Linked DNA regions of Homo sapiens: all the other regions are linked to region 3. Evidence: chromatin loops called from intact Hi-C (ENCODE). Cell type or tissue: PC-3. All regions are shown on one strand. Region 1 overlaps CASC15 (cancer susceptibility 15). Region 2 overlaps LOC105374971 (a long non-coding RNA gene). Region 3 has its middle 67 kb from the start of PRL.

Region 1 (5,000 bases), 420 kb after region 3:
TGATATGACTCTTCAATATCTCAACTATTTTAAAAAATCCTTAGAGAATCCTACTATCAAGATCTAGAAAATAAAGTTTCTTCCTTTTTTCTTTGGAAAAGCTACATATAAATATGGGTGTGTGTGTGTGTGTGCCCCTTTATGCATATATGTATGTATTTTGTTGGTGTTTTTTGTTATTTGGGTCTTTTTTCTTAGGATGACAACCTTAATTAAAAGGGTCAGATTACTGAACAGCCACTTCTGACCCTCCTTTCTATGTCTGCAACACTGACTATTTAGCATAGGCCATTAAAGAACCAGAAATCATTCAGGGTAGGAAAAGGTCCTACTCCTTAATCACTTAGTCTTTAAAACAACACCAAATATGTTTGGATAATTTACAAAGATTCTACGAATTTTGCCAATGGCTGAAAAGCAATAAAAAAAAATTATGTTAATCAAATACATCAATTAAAACATTTAAAATATATGACCTCCAGAAATAAAGATTTTAGAGAACACCTCAGTTCTCTGGCTGTACTGATGTAACAGTCTTCTGGAACTATTAATAATACCTAACTCCCCCAAAATTTTGTAATACTGAAAAAAAACACAAACATAATAAACTTTTCATTTTATTTCACATATATATAATTTTCCAAGGTGAAATACACACACACATATACCTTTATAGAACTGAAATGCCAAATTCAAAACATCTACAAGATAAATTCAGACATCAGAAGGGGGTTTCCCACAATTACATTTGCAGTGCTATCAACAAAATCGGTTTATTTTAAGATTGCCTGCCCAATATATAAATTTCCCTTTGTGTTTGAAATACTTTTATCAGATAAGATAGCTTTTGTTTAAACTGCTATTTTCAGAATTTGCTTTGGGGGTTTTGAATGCACAGAGTGGAGTAACTTGAGATTTCCTATCCTGCTTTAAAATGTGTTTCTTCTGTCTGTTTGTATTTAGTAATTTCCTGTCAAATAACCTCACATAATTAACTTTCCTTGCTCCAACCTACTTCTTTTTTCCTATTCCTACTTCCTGAGGACAGTAATAAAATGCTGATTACATTCGGCTGTTATCTGCCTTTCCCTCCTTCTCCATCCCCCTTTCTCTCCCTTTGTGGAAGCCCCCACTCAGGTTTCAGCAGTTCATGGACAAAGAAAGACCTGGAACAGGAAGGGAAGCAAACCAGACTGCGGAAACTCTTGATCATCCATTCATCCATATTTACTGGGTAATGCTATTGCTGAGCCGGGCCCAGTAAGTAGTGGGAGATGTGCTCTGGTTTTTTTTTTTGTTGCTTTTTGTTTTTTTTTCTAAAATTCCACGAAATCCACAGACCAACTCCCCACTGCACTGTTCTGGTGCGTGTAGGAATGCCTCCCTTCTCCTTCCTGATCAAAGCTTGAGATGGCTGGGAAGAGAAGTCGTGCTAGGACAGGAAGAATGTCCACTAGCGTTTACAGAATTCCACTGACAGACAGAAATAGAAATTAAACCCTGCTATTTTTCATATAGCCTGCGTTACTTCTTGATAATTCATCTTTCTTTTCACACTAATTGTATACTTTGATCTAAATTAGGCAAGTAATTCACTAGCTGTATTACCTGGGCATTCCAAACACACACTTCCAAAGACATGGCATGGGGGAAAAAGCAAAAAATGTTGTGACTCTATTAAATATGAATTTATTTTGAGACAGGGTCTCACTCTGTTGCCCAGGCTGGAGTGCAATGGCATGGTCACAGCTCACTGCAGGCTTGACTTCCAGGGCTCAAGTGATCCTCCCACCTCAGCCTCCCGAGTAGCTGAGACTACAGGCACATGTCACCACGCCCAGCTGATTTCTTTTATCTTTTGTAGAAACAGTTTTATCATGTTGCTCAGGCCGGTCTCAAACTCCTGGGCTCAAGTAATCCTCCTGCCTCAGCCTCCTAAAGTGCTGGAATGACATGCATGCGCCACCACGCCTGGCCCAAATTTTAGTGTTAGAATCATACGTTCAGAACACAATGACTGATCATCTTCACATACATCAGGGTGCCCTAGCGCTATTGAAATGTTGGACCCAATAATTCTTTTTTGTGCAATGCTGTCCTATACATTGTAGGGTTTTGGTTGTGGTTTTACCCTAATACTATGAATATAGGACTCAATAATTCTTTGTTGTGGGGGGCTGCCCTGTTCAATGTCCTGTAGAATGTTTAGCTGTATCTATAGCCTCTACCCACTAGATGCTAGTTTTACCTTCACCTACCCCATTCATGACAACCAAAAATGTCTCTAGGCATTGACAAATGTCCCCTGGGTAAAAAAAAAAAATCACCCTCACTGAAAAGTGCTGATATACATTACACTCAGGGAAAAGAACCTGCTTCCTTACACACAAACCAAGTTGTAAAAAATCTAGCTACATCATCGTATGAAGAATTCAACCTTATAATTCCAGAAACGGCCTCTGTTCTGACCACTAAATATTTGAAGAAGTAAATGATGGTGACTTCATTTCATGAATATGCCTTGAGTTCACAAGTGGCAGACCCTGTTGTTCCAAACCTATTGCAAAGGGTAAAAGGGAAATCCCAAGGGACAAAAATTATAAACCTCATCATGGACCAGAAACAGACCACAAAGGCCAACTGGCAGGAGGAGCTAAGCCACAGGCTGCTGGAATCCAGAGCTATGAGCCAATGGTGCCTGGAGTTTGATACCTGATGGGCCCGTGGGTATAATTTACACCAAGCAGCTTCACTCCAGGGTGCATGCCTTAGAGAAACTCGTGAAGCACATCAGTTGGCATACACAAACAACAGTGTTCATAATGACACTGCTACTGATAGGAAAAATCTAAATGACCAAAAGTCTACTTATGGGAGAATGAGTAAATATATTGTAGTATATGCAAATGATGTAATATTATCCACAGCTGTAGTAGAAAAACTGCTGCTACCGGTAACACTAAGTCTTAGAAACATGATTCTGAATAAAGGGCAAGTCACAAGGTGACAGTATTTTTTATGAAGTTAAACATAAGCAAATCTTAAACCTATTACAGTTATTTTAAAAACCTACTGAAGCCGGGCGTGGTGGCTCACACCTGTAATCCCAGCACTTTGGGAGGCTGAGGCGGGTGGATCACAAGGTTAGGAGGTTGAGACCAGCCTGACCAACATGGTGAAACCCCGTCTCTACTAAAAAAAAAAATACGAAAATTAGCCAGGCACGGTGGCACGTGCCTGTAATCCCAGCTACTCAGGAGGCTGAGGCAGGAGAATTGCTTGAATCTGGGAGGCGGAGGTTGCAGTGAGCCGAGATTGTGCCACGGCACTCCAGCCTGGGTGACAGAGCAAGACTCTGTCTCAAAAAAAAAAAAAACCTATTGAAACCTATTTTTGAAAACCTAGTATGTATGTTTTTGAAGGCAAAAGAATGAGAAACACTATATTCAGACTAGTGGTTACCTCTGGGAAGGAAGTAGGAGGTTTTTATACATGTAGAGTGAACTCTATTGGAAATGTCTATGGTGAATTCACTTACTATTATGGTTCATAACATACCTACAGTTTGTAGGTGTATGTTCATGTGTGTGTATTTGTGCACCTTCATATGTATCAAATATTATATAACAATTTTATAATTTTTCTTCCAGGAAAAAGAAAAAAAGACCTAAGAAAAATGATGGTAAACTGAAAACAAAAGTAAATATTAAAGGATGTATTTCAATAAACTAAAAGGTGAAGCCAAAGAACAGTTATGGGATATAAGAAACCAGAAGCAAATAAATCAGTAAAATACCAGATGTCATTTGATTGATTTAAAAATTAATAACCAACTTTTTATGTTAAAAAGGGGAAAGTTGGCTGGGTACAGTGGCTTATGCCTGTAATCCCAGCACTTAGAGGCTGAGGTGGGCAGACTGCTTGAGCCCAGCATTTCGAGACCAGCCTGGCCAACATGGCGAAACTCTGTCTTTACATAAAATACAAAAATTAGCTGGGTGTGGAGGCATGCACCTGTAGTCCCAGCTACTTGAGGGGCTGAGGTGGGAGGATCACCTGAGCCCAGGAGGTCAAGGCTGAGTGAGCCATGATTGTGCCAGTGCATTCTAGCCTAGGTGACAGAGCAAGACCCTGTCTCAAAAAAAAAGGAGGTGGGTGGGCCATTAAAATTCCAGGCAACAAAAACAAGATGAGGAGGCTGTTTAATGGAGAGTTAAGGCATGCTAAAGTCCTTTTTATAATCAGGAAGACGCCGGGCACAGTGGCTCACACCTATAATCCCAGCACTTTGGGAGGCTGAGGCAGGTGGATCACAAGGTCAGGAGTTCAAGACCAGCCTGGCCAAGATGGTAAAACCCCATCTCTACTAAAAATACAAAAATTAGATGGGCATGGTGGCAGGCACCTGTAATCCCAGCTACTCAGGAGGCTGAGGCATGAGAATTGCTTGAACCCGGGAAGTGGAGGCTGCAGTGAGTGGAGATCGCACCATTGCATTCCAGCCTGGGTGACTAAGTGAGACTCTGTCTCCAAAAAAAAAAAAATTGGCCAGGTGCGTTGGCTCACACCTGTAATCCCAGCACTTTGGGAGGCCGAGGCGGGTGAATCACAAGGTCAGGAGGTCAAGACCAGCCTGGCCAACATGGTGAAAACCCATCTCTACTAAAAATACAAAAATTAGCTGGGCCTGGTGGCGGGCGCTACAGGCAGGAGAACTGCTTGAAGCTGGGAGGCAGAGGTTGCAGTGAGCCAAGATTGAGCCACTGCACTCCAGCCTGGGCGACAGAGTGAGACTGCGTCTCAACAACAACAACAAAAAATACTGCACTGGTAGAGCGGAAACAAAGCGGGGTGGGGAATAGAACTGGATTTGAATTCAAATTAACTCAAGGAATCTTTCAATCCCCACCACTGTTATTCACTGAGCAGAAACACAGCACTTGAGGACCCATGACTGAAGCATAGGCTACCTCAATCCGCAGACATCCTCATTAGCTATA
Region 2 (5,000 bases), 110 kb before region 3:
CCAATGTTGCCCAATCTTAGAATCACAACTACAAGCCAAATAGATTGTTCACCAATGAGAACACATGGACACAGGGAGGGGAACATAACACTCCGGGGCCTGTAGGGGGGTTGGGGGTAGGGGAGGGACAGCATTAGGAGAAATACCTAATGTAGATGACAGGTTGATGGGTGCAGCAAACCACCATGGCATGTGTATACCTACGAAACAAAACTGCACGTTCTGCACATGTACCCGAAAACTTAAAATATAATGAAAAAATAGATTGTTCAAGTAAATGTGCTGTAATTTTGTCTTTTGACTGAAGGAAAAACCTGACATATATCCTGACGATGTTGACAAAAGCCATAGGTCATGAGGGGCAAAATGACATAATTGTTGCTTATTTAAATTAGCTCATTTTTTAACTTTAACTTTTATTTTAAGTTCAGGGGCACATGTTCAGGTTTGTTATATAGATAAGCTTGTGCCATGGGGGTTTGTTGTACAGATTATTTTGTCACCCAGGTATTAAGCCTAGTAACCATTTGTTGTTTTTCCTGATCTTCTCCCTCCTCCCATCTTCCACCCTCTAGTAAGCCCCAGTGTGTGTTTTTCCCCTCTATGTGTCCATATGTTCTCATCATTTAGCTCCCACTTATAAGTGAGAACGTGCAGTGTTTTGTTTTTGGCTCCTGCATTAGTTTGCTAAGAATAATGGCTACCAGCTCCATCCATGTTCCTGGAAAGGATATGATCTCATTTTTTTTACGGCTGCATAGTATTCTATGGTGTATATGTACCACAAACTTAAGACATAGAGTAAAAGGAAGACAAGCCAACTTGAGGACTCAGGTCTTTGGGAACTAATTGTCGGTTTGCGTGGCACTGTCTCCGTTTACTTCAGTAGAGGATTTCTATGAAATATCATGAGCTTGGTTACCTCTTTTAGCATTTGGAAAATAATAAAGATGTATTATCACATTCTTTCATCCCCCTTTTAGTGGCCCAGAGCAAGATATCATGGAATTAAGGAATTCTATAAACTCATCTTCACAGTCTCTTTAGTGCAAAATAACATTGCCAGGACAAATGAGGATGCAAACAAGGAAGATTTAAAAGTGACAACACCTTTTGGTCAGAGAAGCCAGCATCTTAACAACCCAAGGCAGACAACAAGTGTTTAATGAAAGTTACAGAAATAGATGCAGGAAACAGACAGAGAGGGTGAGGAAGCAGCGCGGCGGAAAGTGGGATTTAGGACACAATGGGGAAGCCCTGGTGGAAGTTTCCAGCACATACACACCTGCTTAGGAGTCTGGGAGGCACTGGCGTGTGTCAGAGACAGGGGGAAGAAGCACATAAATAAGTGAAAATGAGAGCAGATTGGAAAAAGGCAGAGAGAGACTTTAACTCTACTACCCACTCAATTTGCCACAATTTCAGGAGTTCATGGTAATATCTAATACATAGAAATGTCAAAACGAAAGTAGAGATAGAAATAGAAATATGAAAAAAAGAAATAATATAAATTTTAAAAAATGAAACTGAAGATCCTATTTATTTTATTTTACTTTCTGGTGGCCAGAATTAAAACCAGGTGCAAAAATAACCAGTAGATTCTAGATCATGTTGGCATATTTTACACTCAGTGTATCATGTCGCCCCTATAATGTGAAAAACAGTTCAGGCAACAGGACACTGGAAAGGGGATCTAGAAGGTCATGAATCTCTATTTCTAAAGAACACTGCCCCAGGCAGCTTTACACCTCGCTCTGTGTTTTCTCCTCTTACAGTGAACTTAGCTGACCCTTGTCCTATCATGGAATATATATCTTTACTCGAATTATTTTAGAAAGTTTACAATAAGTTGAAATAATAACAATGATAGCCATGGAGGCTGCCAGGGCACCTAGTCAAAAACTACAATCATCTGGAGCTAGGAGGAGCCAAAGGGTGTGTTTGTTTTGGCTCAGGATCCAGCTGCAGGCTGCCTGAGTTTGCCAGCTACATTTCTGTCAACAGAGAGAAACTATTATAACAAAATCCATGTTGATCAGGAAGTGTGACCACAGTGAGGGACGCTGAGGAAGTGCTGTTTTTATAATGCATTCTGAAAATGTGTCCTGAGCCTGTTAGTGGCAATAGGAAAATTCCCCCTCTATCAATGCATTCACCTGCAAACCCCACAGGGGCAGAGACCGGGAAGATCTGCCTGTACAATAGGTTCTGCTGCGGGCTAAACTGATTATCCTCAGAGCTCTTTTAGAGTCTGGGTGTGGTTATCACTCCTTTTTTCCTACCTTCTTAGTTCTCTCTCTTATGTTTTAAGTCCTTTATTGCTGACTTACATTTCCCCTTTTCAATTCTCTCATTGGACTGTCCCTTGGTTTGAGGCTAGATGTGCAAAAATCCTTGTGTGTGAATATACTGATAAAGCTAAAGGAAGCGGGTCTCTCCCTGAGCCCTGTCAACCTTCCTCCTGCTTCTGGGACATTCCTTGACATCAGATTTTCCAGGCCCCTGGCCACCACAAATGCATGACCGCCTCACCTCCCACTTCCACTGCCACCCATGCCACTCTGGCCTGGGGAAGTCCCAGGGCAGGACCAAAAAGACGAGGTTGCCCTTGCTCTGGAGTTCATCCTGACATCAAAAGTCACGTCCACACAGGGTCAGCCTTGCTTTGACAACGTATACCCAGCACCATTTCAAATACTTTTCATGGGTTCTACTATCATCCTTCAACAACCCTGTGCTGTTGGTTATGTGATCTCTTTTACAGATGCAGAAACTGAAGCTCACAGTCTCTATACGACTTGCTCACATTTACATGGCCAATATTTGGCAGAGGTGGGATTTTGGTCTTTGAATCACATTCTGGCAGTGTAGGCATGTCTGTTCTTTAAAGCAGAGCTTCTCATACTTCATGATGCTCAGGAATCACCTAAGGACCTTGTTAAAATGCAGACTCTAATTCAATAGGCCTAAGTGAGGCCCCAGAATTTACATTTGTAACATGCTTCTAAGCAGTGGCCGTGTAGGCCTAGAGCCACACTTTGGATACCAAAGCTTTCAAGAAGCTTTACAAATTAAGCCCTAAGATGAGTAACCTGTGGGTGAGAAATGCTTATTAATTATTTGGGAAACTTTAGTATAAGTATATAGATGCAAAGACTACCGTGGGTTCTTTGGGAAAGTTTGTCACTCGCAGAAGTTTCACTGCGTGAGGCCACAGAAGGATGATATTTCTTTCTGGTTGTCTTGATACCAAAACTTGGTTCTGAGACAAAGACTGGAGCAGGGACCTAATAGTAGTTGTCTTACCAAAAAAAAACCCATCCTCATTAGCAGCCAATCCCTATTGCCTCCCTCCCCACAGCCTCTGCCAACCATTTATCTACTTTCTGTCTCTAGATTTGTCTATTCTGAACATTTCATACTAATGGAATCATACAATATGTATCCTTTTGTGCCTGGCTTCTTTTACTTTGCATAATGTATTCAAGGTTCATTCATGTTGTAGCATGTATCAGTACTTCATTCCTTTTCATCGCTGAGTAATATTTCATTGTATGAACATATTACATTTTGTTTATCTACTCAACAATCCTGCCACTCAAGAAGGATCGAAAAGAAAAGTTAAGAAATGTTGAAATAATGTGGATTGTTGTAATATTAAGTCAATAGACAGTTACCTACAAGAGGAAACAGAAACACTGGATTTGTTTGTTTGCAAAGAAGCAAGTGAACCTTAGCCATAAAGCATCCATTTAAAAGCGAGATATCTGGAGTCAGATTCCCTAGATTCAATTCACCAGTAATCAACTTGTTAAGTTGAAGAAACACTTAACTTTTCTTTGCTTCCGTTTTCTCATCTACAAATGGGGATGAAAACAGTACCATGTTTGCCTTGAGAATTATCATTAGAATTAATAAGGTAACATATTTAAAACACCTAAAACATACTAGTATTTTAACAACTTTAACAGGTCCCAAATGTGTCAAAGCACCAAAGGTCCAAATGGAAAAAAGAATCAATTGCACTCACTTTATTTTAACTGGATACTTTAACATCTGTCATTTTTATTATTATGAGATTTACTCACTTTGCTGTGAATGAATGCCTCATCCTGGTCAAAGAAAATTAGAATCAAAATGGCCGTTTCATACAAAGAGAGTCTGATTTAATGTTGAGTGGTGCTTTTGCTACTTCTAATTCACACACAAATAAACTAGAATTTCTCTCTTAGTTCAAGCAATAGGGGAACAAAGCAAAATCCTTCCTATACAAACAGAACCAGCTCATACTATAGTAAAAGCTAACAGCATCAAAAGCTACCAAGACTATACTGTACAGAAACCTTGCCTAAAATATTTTAGGTAGCATAATATTTTCATCTTATCTCTTTTCTTGTTCTCTCATCCTGACTCATCCCTCACTTCCTATATTTAGCAGAAGGTTAGGCCCTTTTAAGAGAAATACTATAAAGAACTCTCTGTGCATGTGGTAAGAATAAATGTCCAGAATCAAGAAAAGCCTAGGAAATGTGAACATTTATTTTCTTCATGGAAATACAAAATACCAAGTAGATGCAAAAACATCCATTTACTCAATTTTCTTCTTTTTTTTTTTTACTGGGGGAAAAAAAAAAACACTAAGAAAAATGTATGTGGTTTCTACAGAAAAATGTTTGCTATAAGGAAAATCTCTAAACTGAAAAAAGGCAAGATAAAAGCAATTTATTGTCATGCTGTCCAACATTACTATATGAGATTACTTCAGTGATGAAAGATGTTGTCATAATTCATGCAGCCAAGTAAGCCGAATCAAGTAAGCTGAATTCAAGTATGTTAGTTTTCCATTCCTTCTCTTTAAACAGAGTCTTGTCAGTCTTGAAGCCTCGAGGGATGTACAAAATGTAATTACCAAGGTTTATGATAAGGAGTGAACCAAACTAATAGAGACAAATGTTTAAATGCCAGCTTCAAAGTTTTTCCCTAAAACATTTCTTCTGCAC
Region 3 (5,000 bases):
ATCTGTAATAACAGTTAACAGATGCACAAGGGGGAAATGTCCTCAATACAAATGCTGTAGGCTTCCAAACCTCATTGTAATTATTCCATTTGTGGTCAAGTGCTAGCAACCCATTTTACAGCTAAAGCCTAAGGCAAAATAATTTTGCCCACCATGACATTGAGGGAGAAGTTGAGGCGCAAAGGGACAACTCATTCTCCAACTCTTTACGTGTCAGCACTACATATGAAGTTTCTCTTGTGTCTGTTTTAAACTAGATACAAGAAACAATTTCACAAGAAATTGTGAAACTGTGTCTTTCACAAGAAGCAATTTCAATCTTTGCACCCAGAGAATAGCTTCTCTATGTAATTCTAATCTGATGAAATCACTGATTTTCCTGTGTTAAGAGGTTAGTGAGTTCTATTTCACAACAGATAGGCTCACTCCACATTTGGTAAACTCTGCCCCAACTGCGAAATTTTAAACAAATTTAATTCTTGGTAAATGTATTATTAACTACTATTAATACATAAGAAAATAATAACGTAATGAAAAAATGTTTAATAGTAACATAATGAACATAAAAATAATATTAGGAAATGCAGAAAAAAGCTTGGTATATCTCAAAATACATAACTGTTCAAGAGCGCATTGGCCCAAATCACCAGTTTTTTCATTCATTAATTTCTGTTATGGTTTGAATGTGTTTTCCACAGTTAATGTGTTGGAAAGTTAATCCCCAGTGCAACAGTGTTGAGAGGTAGGACCTTTAAGAGGTGATTATGTCATGAGGACTCTGGATGAATGGATTCTTATCAGAAGCTTGCTATAAAAGCTGAATTTGGCCTACTCTTGCTCTCTCTCACCATGTCATGCTTTCTGCCATTTTATGACACAGCAAGAAGGCCCTTACCAGATGCAACCCCTCATTCTTGGACTTACCAACCTCTAGAGCCAATCAATCGCTTTACTTTATAAATTACCTAGTCTTAGGTGTTCTGTTACAGCAACAGAAAATGGACTGAGACAATTTCCTTGGGAAAGTAAACAGAATGGGCTTTGAAGGAGTCTCTCACTGAATTTAGAAAACAAAATGACGAAGACACAACTTTCAACACTTCATTATATTACTAGGTTTAATGGTTGCAATTACATATGGCTTTATAGACTCAAAAGTGCTTTGCAACCTTTAATTAGTCCATCTTCCCAAGTCCACCTCCATTTTTGGATGACAGCACTGAGATATATTGGTTATGATTTGCCCTCCAGTAGCCAAGTAAGTCAGAAGCCCAGTTCAGAGTAAAACCAAGTCTCCAAAACAGAACCAATGCATGGGCACTGGGATTCTGGCTCACCTCTCATTCTACAGCATAGCTGGAATTTTGTTTAAAATGTGAAAGCATGCAAACAATGTTTTATCACCAGATATAGGGAGGTTTTGTTGTTATTAATCAACTTTTTATTGTATTTTCCCTTCGGATATAACTGCAAGTCAAATATAAGTAAATACTTTTTCCTCTTGCTCTATCTTCTAACTTCCAGTTCTCTTACCCACTTGCCCTCATTTGGAACACAATTTTCACTTTTAGAAAGATGTTTCCTTAGAGTTTGGAAAATTAATTTGATTAAGAGTGAGAGTCTGTAATCCCAGCACTTTGGGAGGCCAAGGCGGGTGGATCACGATGTCAGGAGTTCAAAAACAGCCTGGCCAAAATGGTGACACCCTGTCTCTACTATAAATACAAAAAATTATTACCTGGTGGCGGGTACCTGTAATCCTAGCTACTCGGGAGGCTGAGGCAGAGAATTGCTTGAACCCGGGAGGTGGAGGTTGCAGTGAGCCGAGATCATGCCACTGCACTCCAGCCTGGGTGACAGAGTGAGACTCCGTCTCAAAAAGAAAAAAAAGAGTGAGAGTCAGTGCGAACGTGTGTGTGTGTGTGTGTGTGTGTGCGCGTGTGTGTGTGTGTTAGGGCCAGTGCAGTTAAAAATACTATCACATTCAAGAATTCCAATGTAAGCAGTCTTATAAACCTTAAAAATGTCATTTAAATCACATATTTAATAGGAAGCTTTAAGAAAGAGACAGAGACTCATTGTGAGCTTTTTTCATGTGCCTGTCTCTGGCTCACCTTCCAGCTGCTTTGCAGGGGGATCAAGGTGGGTGAGCAACTCGCTCCAAGCCCTGAGGTGCTGTATCCCAGCTGCCAATATCTTCATAGGGTCACTGAGCAGGCATATAACTCATTCCATTTGTAACCATGAGAAATAGAGTCCCCCAGGGAAAATATGCACTTCCCGTATGTTCTGCCCTGTGCACTGGTCTAGGTGAATCACTATCCAGGAGGGAAAGGGGAAGGGATGTGTCTTGACACATTATTTCCTCACAGATATCAGAGCATCATTTCAAGGATAGTATACTGCCTTAAACAGACCACCTATCTGATCCAGCCATGGAGATGGGATGCTTTTAGGAGCTTTCCAGTAAATGCCTCTAAATTCTATTGCTAAGGCTTCCACAAAACTATCAAAAAAAGAAATGCTTTGATGTGTGTCCCCTCTAAGCACTGTGCCACAATTCATAACCTCCACACCCAGCCCCTTCCATCCTTTTCTCAGTCCCTTTTCTGTCCTCCCCTCCGCCCACCGTGGAGCTCGGCCATGCTGTATGCCTTCCTGCTCACATGAACTGCAGTTGCTGGAAAAATGAAGCCAAAAGAAACAGCCAATAAAAACAGAAACAGCTGTAACAATTTTGCACAGCATGGTCTTGATTTCCTTGAGTTTTTTACTTTTGCCTCTTTTTTTTTCCTCCTCTTTTTCTTCTCCCTTCAGCTCCCTTTTCCATACAACACCTTCTGTGTTGGGGCTTGGAATGGAGCAAGAAATACTTCCCTCTTCTGCAAACGCTTTGTGATTCAGAAACAATGTTGGAGTCCATTTTGAATCACTAGTTCCAAAACAAGCAGAACCCCAGAGAGGCATGGAGTGCAGGGAGGAGGAGGAACAGAAACAAGGGAAATGAGTTGAGAATCTTGCCACCAAAGACAGGTGCAAAGATTTACAAAAATAAGAATAACAGACCCAGCTCTCAAATTTGCTCCTTCTCAGGCTGCTATTGCCAGTGGCTGTGCCTGTTGTGAGTTGAGCTCACAGAAGCGGTTCTTTTTATTTCATGGAATGTTTGCACTCACCTCCCTAAATGGACCCTGTTCTGAAGCCTCTATTGAACTGTTGTTTACAGTAGCCTCACTTTACATCTATCTCCTCTTCCCCAAAAACCAAGGCATGACAAGGTAGCTTGTAAATGCAAAAGGCTACTGGAGGAGCAATGTTAGTAGTTTCAGAGAAGAAAAGGAGAAAGAATGACTCAAAGCACTGAACAAATATAAAAGGAAACACTAACAGCAGATTGCAATCAGTACTGTCTTTCCTGTCTGAACAGGCTCATGAACCTGGGGATGTTTACCTTCTTCAGAATCCATAAAGAATCCAGGATCCACTCACCAGGCCCCATCTTTAGCAGGTGCTGAATCCAGTTCTATCTAAAATGCTTGCAGTCAGGGGAAATGATCTCCAATGGTGATTAAAGCCTCCTTTGAATTTTTATTTTTTAACGTATTGGGTGTTGTGCATTGTTTTGTTTCTCTCCAGCTGTTTCCTCTCTTTACCCATTTTCTGGGACATGGTTCCCCAGTCTGAGGCTGAGCTGGATCTGGGCTACGCATCATGAAGACCTGGTAGAAATAAAAGCTCTTTCATGGTGGCAAAACCCTGTTTTTCAGATGGTGTGAAACAGATCTGTATTTTATTATTAATAACAGCACATGCGTGACACCACGTCTTCAAAGGGCTGTGAAAACATTAATTCTTTTGTGATGAAAAAAAAGCAGCAGCAGCAGCGTCTTTTTAAAGTGAATCTCCCAGTCTTCTGGAGAGAGGCTAGAAAACATAGTCTTAGCTAGAGATGAATGAATCAAACCCCGGAGGTCTGAGATCTGGGTCTGATTGAGGAGCGCTTTGAAAAAAAAAAAAAAAAAAATCAGGAGTTTTATCTGAGCTAGAGCATGTTCCAAATTCTACACCCTTTCAAACTCACATGGAAGTCTTTCGAAGACAAGCTGTGGTCTTTGTTCCAGGAATAAAACAAACAATAAAAGACAGGAAAGTAGAGCAGAATAAACGTGGCTTTTCTACATTGTTGAAATTTGATCTGAGGTCTCTAGAAGAGAGAATCATTCTCCCTAGTTGGCAAACCTGCCCTTCAACTTCTTTTAATAAGTGATTTCTTTGTCAAAGTCACAATCTTCTATTAAAAGGAGACAATTAATATCCTATTTTGCAGAACCTGGAAATGGAATCCAAAGGCCCAATTTGCCACTGGACTTCCCAAATTAGCCCTTCAGCTTTTCTTTGTTTTCCTTACATTTGAAAGGTTGTTGCTTTGTTTTGGAATTTTTTTTGTCCAATTAAAAAACATATAGGATTTTGTGCTTATACAAAAATATATGTAATGTGTATGTAAGTTATACAGTATAATTTGCAAAGTGAAACCTCTAACTTCTGCCTTGCTTAAGAATTAAAATATTAAAATATTACCAACAACCTGCCAGTAACTGTGTGTTCTTCTCTAGTTCACCCCCTGCCTCCCTGATAAGGGTTGTCATGATCATATATTCCCACAGTGGATTGATAGCATTAATAGCCCTAATTATTGGCCTCCCAAATGTCCTTTGCTCTATACCATTATGGGGACCCCTCCCCCTGATTCCAGGCTTGATAGGGTGACTTGATTTTGCCAGTGGGCTGTAAGCAAATCAGATGCAAGTAGAGCTTTGGAAAGCACACGCATGTTCTTGTGTGCCCCCTGGCAGAATCAGCCTTATTTGTTCTTTCCCTCTGGGCCCTGACCTGAGAACTTGGCCAGGTTAGACAGCTGGATGGTGACAGATACGTGGAGCAGAGTTGTGTCACCCTAAATCATGGCCATCCTTAATCAGCCAACAGCCAAGCCATAA

The links. A loop is a pair of places that touch in the nucleus more often than their neighbours do. Peaks named below come from ENCODE experiments on the same cell type or tissue, not always from the same donor. Only the 100,000 strongest peaks of a DNase experiment are listed, where the experiment ranks them.
Region 1: it touches region 3 in a loop (2.8-fold over the local background); 2 of 110 quality-filtered maps call a loop at or near these places.
Region 2: it touches region 3 in a loop (8-fold over the local background); 2 of 110 quality-filtered maps call a loop at or near these places.

Annotation. Positions count from the first base shown.
Region 1 is chr6:21,944,176-21,949,175 of GRCh38, reverse strand. All of the region lies in intron 5 of CASC15 (cancer susceptibility 15), which reads right to left. Among named protein-coding and RNA genes, the nearest start is that of NBAT1, 200 kb to the left of the region's middle. In PC-3, no CTCF peak of the experiment used is centred here; a DNase peak (open chromatin) is centred at 2,555; H3K27ac peaks cover 1,151 bases.
Region 2 is chr6:22,468,206-22,473,205 of GRCh38, reverse strand. All of the region lies in intron 4 of LOC105374971 (a long non-coding RNA gene), which reads right to left. Among named protein-coding and RNA genes, the nearest start is that of HDGFL1, 99 kb to the left of the region's middle. In PC-3, a CTCF peak has its summit at 1,912; a DNase peak (open chromatin) is centred at 1,985; H3K4me3 peaks cover 263 bases; H3K27ac peaks cover 459 bases.
Region 3 is chr6:22,361,759-22,366,758 of GRCh38, reverse strand. It overlaps a transcript of LOC105374971 not described here. Among named protein-coding and RNA genes, the nearest start is that of PRL, 67 kb to the right of the region's middle. In PC-3, no CTCF peak of the experiment used is centred here; DNase peaks (open chromatin) are centred at 2,238, 3,278 and 4,198; H3K4me3 peaks cover 1,124 bases; H3K27ac peaks cover 3,914 bases.